Regions from separate parts of the Homo sapiens genome. Here region 2 is linked to region 1. Evidence: chromatin loops called from intact Hi-C (ENCODE). Cell type or tissue: PC-3. All regions are shown on one strand.

The links. Hi-C counts contacts between places; a loop is a spot of excess contacts. Peaks named below come from ENCODE experiments on the same cell type or tissue, not always from the same donor. Only the 100,000 strongest peaks of a DNase experiment are listed, where the experiment ranks them.
Region 2: a loop joins it to region 1, with 5 times the contacts of the local background. A loop is called at or near these places in 35 of 110 quality-filtered maps.

Annotation. Positions count from the first base shown.
Region 1 is chr19:13,159,914-13,167,913 of GRCh38, reverse strand. No RefSeq gene overlaps it. Among named protein-coding and RNA genes, the nearest start is that of IER2, 14 kb to the right of the region's middle. RefSeq lists enhancers at 1-612, 2,064-2,641, 4,229-4,318 and a silencer at 4,589-4,988. In PC-3, no CTCF peak of the experiment used is centred here; DNase peaks (open chromatin) are centred at 153, 3,383, 3,793, 4,943 and 2 weaker places; H3K4me3 peaks cover 3,506 bases; H3K27ac peaks cover 6,859 bases.
Region 2 is chr19:13,829,950-13,837,949 of GRCh38, reverse strand. ZSWIM4 (zinc finger SWIM-type containing 4) reads right to left here. Exons shown (of 14, transcript NM_001367834.3): 14 at 5,696-7,759. The coding sequence ends at 6,900. It overlaps MIR23AHG (miR-23a/27a/24-2 cluster host gene), which reads left to right. Exons shown (of 1, transcript NR_036515.2): 1 at 1-3,434. It overlaps MIR24-2 (microRNA 24-2), which reads left to right and starts at 1,591; the gene lies at 1,591-1,663. MIR27A (microRNA 27a) reads left to right here and starts at 1,433; the gene lies at 1,433-1,510. It also overlaps MIR23A. RefSeq lists a silencer at 4,077-4,266 and enhancers at 4,377-4,426, 4,477-4,526. In PC-3, CTCF peaks have their summits at 3,857 and 4,061; DNase peaks (open chromatin) are centred at 809, 3,439 and 4,309; H3K4me3 peaks cover 312 bases; H3K27ac peaks cover 4,529 bases.

The DNA.
Region 1 (8,000 bases):
TCTGAGAGCTGCAGCCCGCACAGACCAGGCAGTGAGTAATTGCAGGTTTGCTTCAAGCCTTCCGGGTCGTGAGAAACCAAAGTTTCACTCCGGAAGGGCGCGCCTCGGCAGCAGGGGAGAGAAGGAAGGGGGTTGGGGGTGGGGTGGTCTCAGGTGGAGGTTGGCAGCGAGCTGGCCTGGAGCCCAGGCTCCAGAGCTTACCAAGCCCCAGCTGCTGGGCCCCGGCCCCTCTGGCCTCTGACACGCCCCTGACTAGGCGGCCTCCCGACAGGCCCTCCCTGCCCCCCGGTCTAAAGGCTGAAGCAATGAGCCATTTCCTTTCCCGTGAACTCAGCCAGGGCCCCGCTGATTGCAGACACCACCAGCAAGGATGGGTACCAGGAAATGGCGGGGGCAGAGGGAGGAGATTGCAGCAGCCTCTCCAGTCTAGCAGTTTGATCATGCTCAGTAAATAATGTTTACAAAACAAGTAAATAAACAAGTGAGGGTGGGGCGCAGTGGCTCACGCCTGTAATCCCAGCACTTTGGGAGGCTGAGACAGGTGGATCACGAAGTCAGAAGTTCAAGATCAGCCTGGCCAAGATGGTGAAACCACATCTCTACTAAAAATACAAAAATTAGCCGGGCATGGTGGTGCACACCTGTAATCCCAGCTCCTCAGGAGGCTGAGGCAGAGAATTGCTTGAACCCGGGAGGCGGAGGTTGCAGTGAGCCGAGATCGCGCCTTGCACTCCAGCCTGGGTGACAGAACGAGACTCCATCTCAAAATAAATAAATTTAAATAAACAAGTGAACAACAGCAAACAAAAAACTTTGTCTTTACCCAGCCCCTGGACTGAGCGTGCACAGATTGACCCCTGGGGAAGTGTTCATCCTGCAGAAAGGGGAGAAGAGAGGAAAATGAAGTGAAGTGGCAAATGATTCTAAGAGGGAACCTGGTGAGTGATCAGCCCTGGATATGAGGAAAGAGAAAACAGGTAGCCCAGGAGTGGCAAGGAGACCTGGGGTGCGGCTCTCAGCTCCCAGAAGGAGCTGGTTCCTTATCTGAGAACCAGAGATAGAAGCTGGGTTTAAGCAAAAGTTCACCAACCAGGACAAAGGTCCTCACACTCTCCTCCTCCCCACCGAAAAGAAAAGAAAAGAAGAAAAATCCGGCCGGGCGTGGTGGCTCACACCTGTAATCCCAGCACTTTGGGAGGCCGAGGCGGGCAGATCACGAGGTCAGGAGTTCGAGACCAGCCTGACCAACATGGTGAAACCCCGTCTCTACTTAAAAAAAAAAAAAATACAAAAATTAGCTGGGCACGGTGGTGCACGCCTGTAATCCCAGCTACTCAGGAAGCTGAGGCAGGAGAATTGCTTGAACCTGGGAGGCAGAGCTTTCAGTGAGCCAAGATTGGGCCATTGCACTCCCACCTGGGCGACAGAGCAAGACTCCATCTCAAAAAAAAAAAAAAATCCAGGAGAGGAAGAATGTCAATGGGCTTTGCTTTACTGGACAGGGTAACCCTGGACACTTTGTTTAACCACTCTGTGCCTCAGTTCCCCTCAGTTCCCTCATCTGTAAAATGGGGCTAATGAAAGTGCCTACCTGGTGGGGCACAGTGGCTCACACCTGTAATCTCAGCACTTTGGGAGGCTGAGGCAGGCAGATCACCTGAGGTCAGGAGTTCCAAGACCAGCCTGGCCAACATGGTGAATCCCCATCTCTGCTAAAAATACAAAAATTAGCTGGGCGTGGCGGTGCATGCCTGTAATCCCATCTACTTGGGAAGCTGAGGCAGGAGAATTGCTTGAACCTGGGAGGCAGAGGGTTCAATGAGCTGATATCGCGTCACTGCACTCCAGCCTGGGCAACAGAACAAGACTCCACTTCAGAAGGAAAAAAAAAAAAAAGGCCGAGCGCGGTGGCTCACACCTGTAATCCCAGAACTTTGGGAGGCCAAGGCGGGCGGATCACCTGAGGTTGGGAGTTCGAGACCCACATGGCGAAACCCCACCTCTCTACTAAAAATATAAAATTAGCCGGGCATGGTGCCCATGCCTGTAATCCCAGCTGCTCAGGAGGCTGAGGCAAGAGAATCACTTGAACCCAGAGACGGAGGTTGCGGTGAGCTGAGACCGTGCCATTGCACTCCAGCCTGGGCAACAAGAGTGAAACTCCGTCGCGGGGGGAAAAAAAGGCCTACTTTAGGGCTGGGCTGGGCACGGTGGCTCATTCCTGTAACCTCAGCACTTTGGAAGGCCGAAGGCAGGAGGATCACTTGAGCCCAGGAGTTAAAGACCATCCTGGGCAACATAGCAAGACCCCTAAAAAAAAAAAGAGTGAAGTGCCTACTTTTTATCCTGACCCAGGCTTGTGGTGAGGATTAAACAAATGCACGGAAGTGACCAAGTACAGCATACCTTCAGGGCCTGGGGCTGCCATAAGCATCAGTAAGTCTCTCTCTTGACTATGGGAGAGGTTATCTTACCCGTAAAAAACCAGAAGCCTCCAGGGCAGAAGCAAAGTCTCTGGGGCCTTTGGAGGCTCTCGGAATCTTCCGAGGGCATTTCTCAGACTCTCTGTGTAAACAGAGGGGACTTGGCTTGAAGCCTCAATTAACACAGCAGTTAATTCCCCCAACATGACTTCTCAGGGCTCCCAGGAGAAACAAACCGTTTCCAAGGCTCCCAGCCCACTCCTGCCCCTTAGGGAGCTCCTAGACTGCCGTGTCCTCTTGGTAGGCCCCTGAAAGAACTTCTACAAGCCAAGGGAAACTGAGACCCAGGCTGCCAAGGGAACTGACTCAGGGATCGTGGCCCCTAGGTAAGCCCAGCAAGGCAGCTAGAACAGTGGTTTGCAGACATGGCTGTTCCTTGGATTCACCTAGGATGCCTGGGTTCCCCGACCCCATCCCTGTCCATGCCCTGGAGATCCTGGTGTAACCTATCTGGGGAAAAGCCTTGAACGTCTCTGAGCTCAGTGCACAGGCTTCTCCCAGGCTAGCCCTGCCCCGTCCCTGACTGCACAGCCCTCAGCAATAGAGGAGAAAGCCCTGTAACTCCATCAAGTGAGAAAAGGTGTGATTCACCTCACCCCTCCTAAGTACACTCACAAAAGCCTCAATTAACACAACAGTTAATTCCCGCAACAAGATTTCCCCTCAGGCTGCCTCTGCCCCTTCCCACAAGGCGGGACCTGGGAGGTGCTCCCTGCAGCTGCACCCCGAGGAAAGGGTTAACAGGAAGTGCCTGGCGTCCTGCAGCCACAGAAGCCCCATTGTTCTTCAGCCTGTCCCCTCCCCCTCGTCCAGGAAGACCCTCTGGGGAGCCCCTTCCAAGGGGCCGTGGAGTCTCTCCAGGCTGAAGGCCAGCCCATCGGGAGAGTGTGCACAGGAAAAGGAAACCGGCTGGGTGCGGGCTGAGGAGGCACAGCTGTCACTGACGCATCTTGGGCGGGGGGCAATTTCCGAGGAGGGGCGCTCCACCTTGCCCGCCTGGTGTATGCGGGAGGGGGTCAGCCCTCCCTGCAGTCCCCATCTGGAAGCTACAAGCCTTTGATTTGGGGTTCTTAAGTAAAACTGGATCCTCTGCCTCCCTCCAGCCATGCCCCCGCTCCACCCCAAGCATCCCTGGGTCCGAAAGTTTAACATCCCACCCCTCCTCCATCTGATTTCAGATCACTCCTCCAGGTCCTAACTGTCAGCTTTTTCTGATTAACTGTGCTGGGTGGGGTGGCCTGGATTGGGGGTGGGGGGGTTGCAGGAAGGAGGAGAACTGTTGGCAATTCCCTGGGAGCCCGAGGGGGCGGGCTGGCTGAGGGTGAGCAGCTGGCAACCAGACAGGCCGAGGCCCTGGGTGGACAGGCCGAGGAGGAAATTAATTGGTGCCAGTCGGGTGGCCAGCCGGCTGGGATGACGGCACTCCCGGGGGCCCGGCCAGCCGCCGAGGTGCGGGAGAGCTGGGGGATGGGGGACAGTGAATGCTGGGATTATGTCTTAACTAAGACTCAACAGTGTACTGGGGGAGGGGCCAATTGGGCCAGGAGGCTCGAAGACAGTGCAGGGAAGGGCAGCAGGGCTAGGGCCCCTGAGGGTTTCTTCTGAGAAAGGGATTCACCAAAGGGCCAGGCGGGGAGCACGATATGGGGAGGCCTCAGCTCCTGAGCTCAGCTCACTTGGACATGTTTGGGGAGACACAAGCTCCCCTTAACACAGACCTGGGTGGGATGACCCCCTAGGCTGAGCCTCAGGAAACAGGAAAGGTCCTGGTCAGAGCGCTTCTGGACAGAGGTGGGCTTTCCTGGACAAACGTCGGGGCTCTGAACTCATCTGGACACAGGTAGAGAAGATCTGGGCTCCCCCAAACACAGGTGTGTGGATCTGAGCGCTACTAGACACGGCTGTGAGGGTTGTGGGCTCCCCTAGACACTAAAAAACCGGGGAAGGTGTAGGCTTTCCAGAACACGGCGGGTTCTGAGCTCCCCTGGACAGAGGTGTGAGGTTCGGGGCTCCCTGAATACACGTGGAGGCTTCAGCAACCCCCAACCCAAAGAGAGTAGTGTGAGCCTCAAACTCGCAAGTCTCATTACTCTTTCATTCTCTCGGCCCTTTTTCCCTGATTGGGAGCCGAACCCCCAAGGGCGGTGCAGAAGCCACGACTTCCCATTGCCTCTGACGCCCCCGGGACCTGGGCGCGACCCCCGCCTCCGCCTTCCCGCTGGGCCGCAAGCTCCGCCCCCGCCTCCCTGGGGCGGGCAGGGCGGGTCCGGAAAGGGGGCGTGGCCCGGGCAGCTGACTACGCGGGGAGTTCTTGGAAGTCGCGGGTTGCAGCGCGCGGAGACGGAGCCCGGGGAAAAGCCAAATGCGGGAGTCAATTTGCATGCACCGCCCTTGGGCGTGATAGACACAGGATGGCTCCGCCCTGCATAGTGACGACTTACCCACCTCCAACGCTCGGCCTCCCGCTCACATTTCCTTGGCAAGATCAAATCCCCACCCTGCCTGGCTAGCAACTGGGCCGCGGCGTGGCCTGCGTCGTCCCTGCCCTCGGGCGGGTGGACTTCGCCCAAGGTCCTGGAACCGGGTAAACCGGTCTGGGTGCTGCTTCTGGATTGGTCCCGACCTGTGGCCCGGCCCTTTCCCAGATCTACAGAGGCTGAACTGGGGCGCCCTTCCTTTGGGTCCTGCACGGCAGGGCAGGGCAGAGTGGGGAGGAGGCTTCGGGATAGAGGACCCGACTAGAGCTGTCCTTTACTTGCTGTCTTGCAGAGCGAAACTCTGTGGGCCTGTTTCCTCATATATACACAGTGGACGTTAAGAGGACAGATCTCAAACGAAGGTTGCAAAGGCATCATTCATTCACAAAAACCGCTTAACCATCTGCTAGACTTGGAGGCAGTAGGCTACAAGAGGAAACTAACTCAGAAACAACGGTTTAATTCTACAAAGGTAAAATTGCACTTGTGATAAGTATTAACAAAAAAAAATTTTTTTTTTTTTGAGACTGAGTCTCACTGTCACCCAGGCTGGAGTGCATTGGCGCTATCTCAGCTCACTGCAACCTCAGCCCCCCGGCCCCGGGTTCAAACGATTCTCCCATCTCACCCTTCCGAGCAGCTGGAACTACAGGTGCGCGCCACCACGCCTGGCTAATTTTTGTATTTTTAGTAGAGATGGGGTTTCACTATGTTGGCCAGGCTGGTCTCAAACTCCTGACCTCAAGTGATCCGCCCACCTCAGCCTCCAAAAATGCTGGGATTACAGGCATGAACCACCACTCCCAGCCCCGCAAAAATTTATTTTATTATTATTTTTTGAGATGAAGTCTTGCTCTGTCGCCCAGGCTAAAGTGAAGTGGCTTGACCTTGGCTCACTGCAACCTCCGCCTCCCGGGTTCAAGCGATTCTCCTGCCTCAGCCTCCCAAGAGGTGGGATACAGGCTCCTGCCACCACGCCCGGCTAATTTTTGTATTTTTAGTAGAGATGAGGTTTCACCATATTGGCCAGGCTGGTCTCGAGCTCCTGAACTTGTGATCCGCCCACCTTGGCTTCCCAAAGTGCTGGGATTACAGGTGTGAGCCACTGCGCCTGGTCTCTTTATTTTTCTTGAGACAGAGTCTTACTCTGTCGCCCAGCTGGAGTGCAGTGGTGCCATCTCGGCTCACTGAAACCTTCTCCTCCAAGGTTCCAGCGATTCTCCTGCCTCAGCCTCTGGAGTAGCTGGGACTACAGGCGCGTGTTACCATGCCTGGCTAATTTTTGTATTTTTAGTAGAGATGGGGTTTCACCTTATTGGCCAAGTTGGTCTTGAACTCCTGACCTCGTGATCCTCCTGCCTCGGTCTCCCAAAGTGTTGGCATTACAGGCGTGAGCCACCATGCCTGGCCAAATGTTTTAAATAAAGTAGCTCTTGATCCGAGTGTCAAATATAGGGGTCTTGCCTCCCATCAGAGACTGGTTAAATAAATAAATAAAAAACACCAGCCTGGGCAACATGGAAATTCCATCTCTACAAAAAAAATAAAAAATTAGCCAGGCATCGTGGTGTGTGCCTGGGGTCTCAGCTATGCTGGAAGCTGAGATGGGAGGATCCCTTAAGCACTAGACTTTGAGGCTGCAGTGAGCCTTGGATCATGCCACTACACTCCAGTCTGGGCGACAAAGCAAGACCCTGTCTCAAAAATAGATTAATTAATTAAAATAAAATAAAATAGGCCAGGTACGGTGGCTCATGCTTGTAATCTCAGCACTTTGGGAGGCTGAGGCGGGCGGATCAGGAGATCGAGACCATCCTGGACAACATGGTGAAACCCCATTTCTACTAAAAATACAAAAATTAGCTAGGTGTGATGGTGGGAGCTTGTAATCCCAGCTACTCGGGAGGCTGAGGCAGGAGAATCACTTGAACCCGGGAGGTGGAGGTTGCAGTGAGCTGAGATCGCACCACTGCACTCCAGCCTGGGTGACAGAGAGAGACTCCATCTCAAAAAATAAAAATAAAAAATAAAATAAAGCAGTCCTTAGGCCAAAAGAGGGTTAGACAGGGAACACTTCCCTGAGGATTTGCCCCTTGAGCTGAGCTGGCTTCACTAGGTGAGCAAGGAAGCTGAAAGATCTTCAGGAGGTCACGGCATATCCAAAGGCCATGTGGCTGAGAAGGCTGTGGAAGTATGAGGAACAAAAAGCAGGTCCATGTGGCCAGAGGGTGATGCATGATTCATCCAGAGATGGGATGGCCCCAGATCAAGCAGGGCCTTGCAGATCATCATAGGAGTTTGTCCCTCTTCCAGAAGCAGAATTTTCCATATTCTGGGACAGTGTGGCAAAATAATTCAAGGTTATTTATTTATTTATTTATTTTTTTGAGACAGTCTCACTCTGTTGCCCAGGCTGGAGTGCCGTGGTGTGATCTTGACTCACTGCATCCTCTGCCTCCCGGGCTCAAGCAATTCTCCTGCCTCAGCCTCCCAAGTCGCTGGGACTACAGGCACTCACCACCATGCCCGGCTAATTTTTGGATTTTTATTAGAGGTGATGTTTCACCATGTTGGCTAGGCTGGCCTCAAACTCCTGACCTCAGGTGATCCGCCCACCTCGGCCTCCCAAAGTGCTGAGATTACAGGCGTGAGCCACTTCGCCCAGCCCAATTCAATGTTATTTAAATAACGTGGACTGGATCTCTCCAAATTTCTCCCTTGTCAACTTGCATCCCCCTTCTCAGCCCAAGCATAGTTTTCTTCCCTTGGAAACAATGTGTCGTTAAGGCTGGCTAATCTCTCTTTGAAACTATTAAACCTGTTACTGTTTCAGCAGGATCTTTTGACATTGTTTTATTTTCATTGTAACCTTTTAAAAAACTGTTACTTTCTAAATAGGGAGAGTGATTAATAAGTGGGTTAACGCAAAGAAAACTATTACATGAATACAGTTAGCTGGGCATGGTGTCACAGGCCTGCGGTCCCAGCTCCTGCAGAGGCTGAGGTGGGAGGACTGCTTGAGCCTAGGCAGTGGAGGCTG
Region 2 (8,000 bases), 670 kb before region 1:
TGGGCGTGGTGGCGGGCACCTGTAATCCCAGCTACTCGGGAGGCTGAAGCAGGAGAATTGCTTGAACTCTGGAGGTGGAGGTTGCAGTGAACCGAGATCACGCCATTGCACTCCAGCCTGGGCGACAGGGCGAGACTCTGTCTCAAAAAAAAAAAAAAAGAAAAGAAAAAGAAAAAATTAGCCGGGCATGGTGGTGCATAGCTGTAGTCCCAGCTACCCCGGAGGCTAAGGTGGGAGGATCACTTGAACCTGGGAGGCTGAGGCTGCAGTGAGCTGTGATTGCACCCCTGCACTCTAGCCGTGGCGACAGAGTGAGACCCTGTCTCAAAAAAGAAAAAATATTTTTTTTTTTTGTAGAGATGGGGTATTGTCGTATTGCGCAGGCTGGTCTTGAACTCCTGGCCTCAGGTGACTCTCCTGCCTCGGCCTCCCAAAGTGCTGGGATTACAGGCGTGAGCCGCCATGCTTGGCCTGAAATTCTTAGTTTTCGAACTAGAGGACCACGTGTTCATTTTGCACCGGGTCCTGAAAATCCTGTATCTTGCCCTGGTGCTGGGCACTTACTGAGTGACATACATACTCGGTGACATCTCACTGGGCTATGCAAAAGAGGCTCTTGGCTCCATTTTACAGATGGGGAAACTGAAGCTTTGGAGAGTCTTTGGGAAACTGTGGAGCAAGGATTTGAACCTTGGGCTGTTTGGGTGGAGAGGCCTGTATCTTGGAGCTTGGATCCTGTGCTCTGGGGGGCGGGGGGTGCGTGTCTAGAAAGAGAGGGGGGTGCCTTGCTGCCGGCATCCGCCCTGGTGGGTGTGGGCTAAGCCCTGGCCACTGAGGAGACCGGGCCACGGGGGGGGAGGCCCTGGTGGTTTCCTCCTGCCCTCCAGGCTTCTAGGAAGTGGCGCCAGCTGGGGTGAGATCACTTCCTCACCCGCCTGCCTGGCCCCCCTTGGCTTCCTCTCCCCATGGCCCCATTTGGCCTGCCCAGGGCTCAATGAGGGGGGAGCTTGGCCATGCAAGTTGCTGTAGCCTCCTTGTCCCGCATGGGCCCTCTAGGTATCTCTGCCTCTCCAGTCCTGGGGCTGGAACGGAGGGCACAGCTAGGCTCCAGCTCCCCGTGTGGTGGCTCCTGCATATGAGAAAAGAGCTTCCCTGTGATCAAAGGAAGCATCTGGGGACCTGGAGGGGAGGTGTCCCCAAATCTCATTACCTCCTTTGCTCTCTCTCTCTTTCTCCCCTCCAGGTGCCAGCCTCTGGCCCCGCCCGGTGCCCCCCTCACCCCTGTGCCACGGCCGGCTGGGGTTCCTGGGGATGGGATTTGCTTCCTGTCACAAATCACATTGCCAGGGATTTCCAACCGACCCTGAGCTCTGCCACCGAGGATGCTGCCCGGGGACGGGGTGGCAGAGAGGCCCCGAAGCCTGTGCCTGGCCTGAGGAGCAGGGCTTAGCTGCTTGTGAGCAGGGTCCACACCAAGTCGTGTTCACAGTGGCTAAGTTCCGCCCCCCAGGCCCTCACCTCCTCTGGCCTTGCCGCCTGTCCCCTGCTGCCGCCTGTCTGCCTGCCATCCTGCTGCCTGGCCTCCCTGGGCTCTGCCTCCCGTGCCTACTGAGCTGAAACACAGTTGGTTTGTGTACACTGGCTCAGTTCAGCAGGAACAGGGGTCAAGCCCCCTTGGAGCCTGCAGCCCCTGCCTTCCCTGGGTGGGCTGATGCTTGGAGCAGAGATGAGGACTCAGAATCAGACCTGTGTCTGGAGGAGGGATGTGGTGGGTGGGGTTGGCTGGGCCCAAATGTGTGCTGCAGGCCCTGATCCCCAACTCTGCAACTGGGGACCCCTGCATGGCCACAGCTCAGGCTGGGCTGTGGTGCCAGCATAGATAGGTGGGTGAGTGGGTGGCCCTTCCATTAAAAGGGAAGCCAGCTGTGTCCTTTCCGGGCCTGGAGGCTTGGCCCCTCCTCTCCCAAGCCTGGCAGGGGCACTGGCCCGGCCCGCACCTTCCTAGCAGCCAGTTACCCAAGAGGAAGCTGCCTTGGGCCTCCAGACCGTTAAATGCCAACTCCTGGCTTCCGGTATCAGGCTGGGTTGACCTGACCTGGCCCCTTCTTGCTGGGCCCTGCAGCTTTCTAACTTGCCGGGAGGAGCAGTGACACCCGCCCCACATGTGGGGCATGGAACAAGTTCCTTGTGGACCCAGAAGGGACACAAGCAGGTGTGCTTAGTCCTGAGGCGCTGGGAATAGCTGATCCTCCCTGCCTTGAGGGGGTTCTCAGGGCAGGGAAGAGTTAGGACTCTGTTTTTTTTTTTTTGTTTTTTTTTTTTTGAGATGGAGTCTCGCACTGTCACCCGGGCTGGAGTGCAATGGCTCGATCTCGGCTCACTGCAACCTCCACCTCCCCAGTTCACACGATTCTCCTGCCTCAGCCTCCCAAGTAGCTGGGATTACAGGTGCACACCACCGCACCTGGCTAATTTTTGTATTTTTAGTAGAGACCGAGTTTCGCCATGTTGGCCAGGCTGGTCTCGAACTCTTGACCTCAGGTGATCTGCCCGCCTCAGCCACCCAAAGTGTTGGGATTACAGGCATGAGCCACTGCGCCCGGCCAATTTTTTTTTATGTTTTGTAGAGACGGGGTTTCGCCATGTTACCCAGACTGGTCTTGAACTCCTGACCTCAAGCAATCTGCTCGTCTTAGCCTCCCAAAGTGCTGGGATTACAGCTGTGAGCCACCGTGCCTGGCCTTTTATTGTTTGTTTTTGAGACGGAGTCTCACTCTGTTGCCCAGGCTGAAGTGCAGTGGTGTGATCTTGGCTCACTGCAACCTCTGCCTCCTGGGTTCAAGCGATTCTCCTGCCTCAGCCTCCTGAGTAGCTGGGCTTACAGGCACCCACCACCATGCCCGGCTAATCTTTGTATTTTTAGTAGAGACGGGGTTTCACCATCTTGGCCAGGCTGGTGTGATCATGGCTCATTGCAACCTTGAATTCCTGGGCACAAGTGATCCTCCTGCCTTAGCCTCCCCAGTAGAGCTGGGACTACAGGTATGCGCCACCACACCTGGCTAATTTTTTTAATTTTAATTTTTGTAGAGATGGGGGGGCAGGTCTCACTATGTTGCCCAGGCTGTTCTCGAACTCCTGGCCACAAGCCATCCTCCCACCTTAGTCTCCCAATGCGCCGGAATTACAGGTGGCTCAGGTGTGAGCCACCGTGCCTGGCTTTTCTCCACTATCTTGAAATCAGATGGGAGGAGGCTTTTTTCTGGGTGGGACTGAGGAGGCACACTGAAGTCCCCCAGGTCATCGGGGCTGGGCCATTGCCTTTTTCCCCACCCTGGGTAGTCGTGGACAGAAGCTTGGGATGGGATGGAGAGGAGAGATCGTGCTGTGTGTCATGTCTGTTGTTCAAGTAAATAAAAGTTGCCCTGACTTCATTCCTGAAGGTCTGGTCTGTGATTCACTCCTGCCTCCCATCGCTGGAGTTTCAGCTTTTGATTGGCCTGAATTTACCATCCTGGCACTCCGGGCTCCTGCCTGCCCATCCCTGCCCCACCTGCTCTGTGCAGCAGGGTATCCTGTGCTTGGAAAGGTGACCTTGGGGGTGTCCTGGATCGTGGGGTGACCATGAGGGAAACCCTAGAGTGGAAAGATTTTCACATCGCTGATCAAGGGAGGATGGAAGCTGATCTGAAGTGGTGGTGGTGGGGTGACCCTGAGGGAAACGCTGAGCCTGAGGGGTGACATGTGGCGATAACCAGGATCTGAGGGTCTTGAGCTAGTGACATTTGGGGGCAACTTGGACCTACGGGATTACTCAGGCCTCAGGGGAAGATTTGGGGTGCCTGGTATCTGAGAATGCTGGAGGGGAACTTGGGTTTGAGGGATGTGACATGAAGGAAACCCCAGTTCTTAAGGGGGGACATTTGGATGTGGCTGGGACCTGCGTGACGCCCCAGGAACATGGGAACATTCGTGGGTGACACCTGAGGGGCACAGTAAAGGGTCCCCCAGGTCCGAAGGCGGCAGGGACCACAAGGGGTGCACTCCGGGCTCTCCACCCACCTCCACCGTCCCAGACCTCGAGGCGGCGCCACGGAGCGCGCGGGGCAGTCCCGGGTCCGCCCGCACATACCTGCTGGAATACGCGCGGCGGGGCAGGAGGTGGGGCCGTCTCCGATTGGCCCACTCGAGCGGAGGGGCGGTGCGAAAAGCCAATCCCCATGCACAGCGCCGCCAAAGTCCCGCCCCCGACTGCGGGCCCCGCCCTCTAGCGACGGGCCCTGCCGCTCCGGGAAGCCTCTGTCCTCTCCTGCCCCGGCTCTGGCAGTGACCCAGACACAGCATCTCCATTCATCCAAAAGGCAGGAAGGCCCCGAGGAAACTGCTTCTCGGGGAGCCAGGGACGTTTAGACAACCACGGGCTTTCTCGCCGTCCTTTGGATCCCATCCCTCACTCTATTTGACGACTGGGAGCCTCTTCAGTGGCGCAAGATCCCAGACACGCCCTGGCCACGTCCCCTGGCGAGTGTCCACGCACAGACCACCCCCACTCCGTTTTTCTTCTCTTGGCCAGAGCCCCGCCCACCGAGGTCGAGTCTAAACCCGGGGTTCCCGCTTTTGATCGGGGTGTCTTCCCCATCCAGCTGCACCAACACCTGCCACAGCCTCCCATGCTCAGCAATTTGGAGACAAGGACCCCCAACATTGGTGTCTGGAGCCAGGGCGCCCCCCACCCCCATCTTGGCCCTTCCTAGGGGCTCAAGGACCCTGCAGTCAGGGGTGGGCAGGGGTCAGTGGCCCCAACCAGGTCCTAAATCAAACGTCCTAGCTAGGTGCCCTTCCCCCCTGCCCCCCACCCACGGAGTCTCGCTCTGTCGCCCAGGCTGGAGTGCAGTGGGGCGATCTCGGCTCACTGCAAGCTCCACCTCCAGGGTTCACGCCATTCTCCTGCCTCAGCCTCCCTAGTAGCTGGGACTACAGGCGCCCGTCACCACGCCTGGCTAATTTTTTGTTATATCTTTAGTAGAGACGGGGTTTTACCGTGTTAGTCAGGATGGTCTCAATCTCCTGACCTCGTGATCCGCCCGCCTCGGCCTCCCAAAGTGCTGGGATTACAGACGTGAGCCACCGCGCCCGGCCGCTGGGTGCCCTTTCTTTCCACTTTGCAACCTCAGTTTTCTCATCTGTAAAATGGAAAAGATAATCCTACCAACTCATAGGGCTGTGGTGACGATTAAATGACAGCGGTAACGCATTCAGCCCTGTGTTCCCTCATGGTGAGCTGTCCATCTCTGTTTTGAAATATTTACATAAGGCCGGGTGCGGTGGCTCACGCCTGTAATCCCAGCACTTTGGGAGGCTGAGGCGGGCAGACCACCTGAGGTCAGGTGTTCGAGACCAGCCTGGCCAACATGGTGAAACCCCGTCTCTACTAAAAAATACAAAAATTAGCCCGGTGTGGTGGCGCATGCCTGTAATCCCAGCTACTTGGGAGGCTGAGCCAGGAGAATCGCTTGAACCCGGGAGGTGGAGGTTGGAGTGAGCCCAGATCGCGCTACTGCACTCCAGCCTGGGCAACAGAGAAAGACCAAAAAAAAAAAAAGGGAAATATTTACATAATTACCATGGAATGAAGCCAGCAGTCGCTCCCATCCCACCCCTCGCTTGGCGCTGCACCCAGAAATAAGGCCAGACATTTTTTTTTTTTTTTTTTTTTTTTGCGGAGGAAACGAGGTTGAGGGTGTGAGTGGCTCTGGAGATGCACCCCAGTCTCAAAATAAAATTAAAAAGAAAAATTTCTGTTCAATCTTTGAAAAAAAAAAAGGAAAAGGACATGTAATACACCGTTCAATAAATAGAAAAAAAGTTACAAAATGATGTGGTATTTTGTCCTTAATATACAAGAAGGGAAAAGATGTGGGGGTGACTTGGGGGGGTGATGTTCTCCCTTCTCCTCCCTGGGTCAAGGTGGGGGAAAGGAAGGATGGCCAAAGAGAGAGGGCGGCAGGGACTTAGGTGCAGAGAGAAAGGCAGGTAAGTGCCGGGAAAAATGGAAACAGAGTAAGATGAAGGGGCGAAGCAGAAAGACAGGAGGCGAAAGGGTGAAAAAGCCAGAAAAACACCAAGATACAGGTCTCTTTCCTTTCCAGATCGGGGGTGGGGGTCTCCGGCTCTCTCGCGTCTGTGTCCCCCAACCCCAGGTTGGAAGGGGCAGTGTGAGCCTCGCTCAGTTCCTGAGTTGTACGTCCAGTGACTAGCAGGTGAGAAGAGAGGGCAGCGAGGACTTCCCCAACCCTGAGCCCACCCTGGGACCCTAGTGCCCAAGGAAATGGGGGTCCTGGCCGGATAGGATAAGGGGGTGAGGTATGAGGCTGAGGCCTGAGGCCTCTTCAATTCCTTCAGTGGGGGTGAGCCAATGGTCCTGGCTGGGCAGCCACTTTGGAGGTGGCATAATGGGGGGCCCTGAGCAGTAGGGGGTGGGGGAGGACCCTTGGCCACCCAGGGTGGGGTTGGGGGAAAATGTGCTACATTGACTTAGAGGGTCGATTTCTGGAAAGTCCTGCCTCCCAGCCTCCCTCCTGGAGCCCAAGCCAGTCTGGGTAAGGGGAGTTTGCCTATTGCTTTTGGGGTGCCCAAAGTGGGGTCATACCAGCAGCCCAAGCACACACCCCTTCCAGGCTTCTGGGTGGCAGTATGGCTTCTGCTTCTGGAGTCTTGCACACTTGCTCACAGACTCCCAGGCACACACGTGGCAGGATGCTGCTCCCCCTGCCCCCATCTCCAGCCGGGCTCCTTCCCTGACTTAATAATACTGAAATGCCACGTGGGCCTAATTGGAGAGCAAGGGTGGGGGACGCAGGGGCGAGGGGGATCCCCACTCCCACGCACCCCACTGTCCCTCAACCAAAACGCTCCCGCACCAAAAGCATGAGTTTCTTCTTGCCCTTGTAGGTCTGTTTGAGGTTCTCCAAGAACTGTGAGAACTGGAGGTGCCCGTCGGGCGCCAGCAGGAAGGTCTCCCGGGCCTTGCCCAGGAATTCGATGAAATCCCCATAGTGCCGCGGGCTGATGTGCGTGAGGCGCGAGTGGCTGGTGGTGATGTAGGCGGTGACTGCCGCGTCCAGGAGCTGGCAGAGCGGCGCCCGGTCGGCACCCAGTGGCTTGGCGGCCCGGCGTGCCCCTAAGGGGCCCAGACCGGGCGCCGAGAGAGTCCAGCGGCGCAGAATATCGGACAGCATTGGGGCACAGTGGATGCTGCGAATGATGAGGGGGACGATGGCAGAGAGCTCGTGCCGGCCCAGGGAGTGGCTGAGAGAGCAGGCCCAAAGCACGTCGTTGACGGCAGGGTGGCTGTCCTGGTTGAAGGCGATGCTGAGCTGCGCCAGGGCCAGCGTCGCCAGCTTGTAGGCCCGGAGCGGCAGCCCGCGGTGCTCCATATAGCGGGCCACAGTGAAGAGGTGGGCGTGGCCCAGGCCGCCGGCCGCCGCGTCCAGCACGATCTGGTAGGCCGCCTCGAAGGCCGAGTGGTTCTTCTCGCACAGGGTCAGGGCAGGCAAGGCGCAGTTCTGAGGGTCCTTCATCGCGCACTGCAAGGCCAGGGTGCGGGCGCAGGCCCAGAGCTCCTCCCTCCGCGATGTGTCCAGCTGCAGTCGCAGCAGAGTGGCGTGTGTGGTGCCCGTCACTGCCACGATGGTAGCCGCCTCCACTGGTGTGAATAAGGAATACCAGTTCTGCATGATATTCATCAGGGCTTGCGGGCCTGGTGGGAGGTGAGGGAGGGAAATCCGTCAGGAGCGGGGGCAGACACACGTACATGTATGCGTGGGTTAACCATGACACTGCCACCTCCACTTCCACCTCCACACCATGCTGAACAGAAACTTCCTTTCCAAATCATCAGGGCGCACCTGGACTAGGTGGGAATCACGTGTGTAGAAGGCTAAGCTTTGGAGCCTCTTTCTGCAACCCCCTCAACCCCCTGCAGCCACATTAGCCTGGCC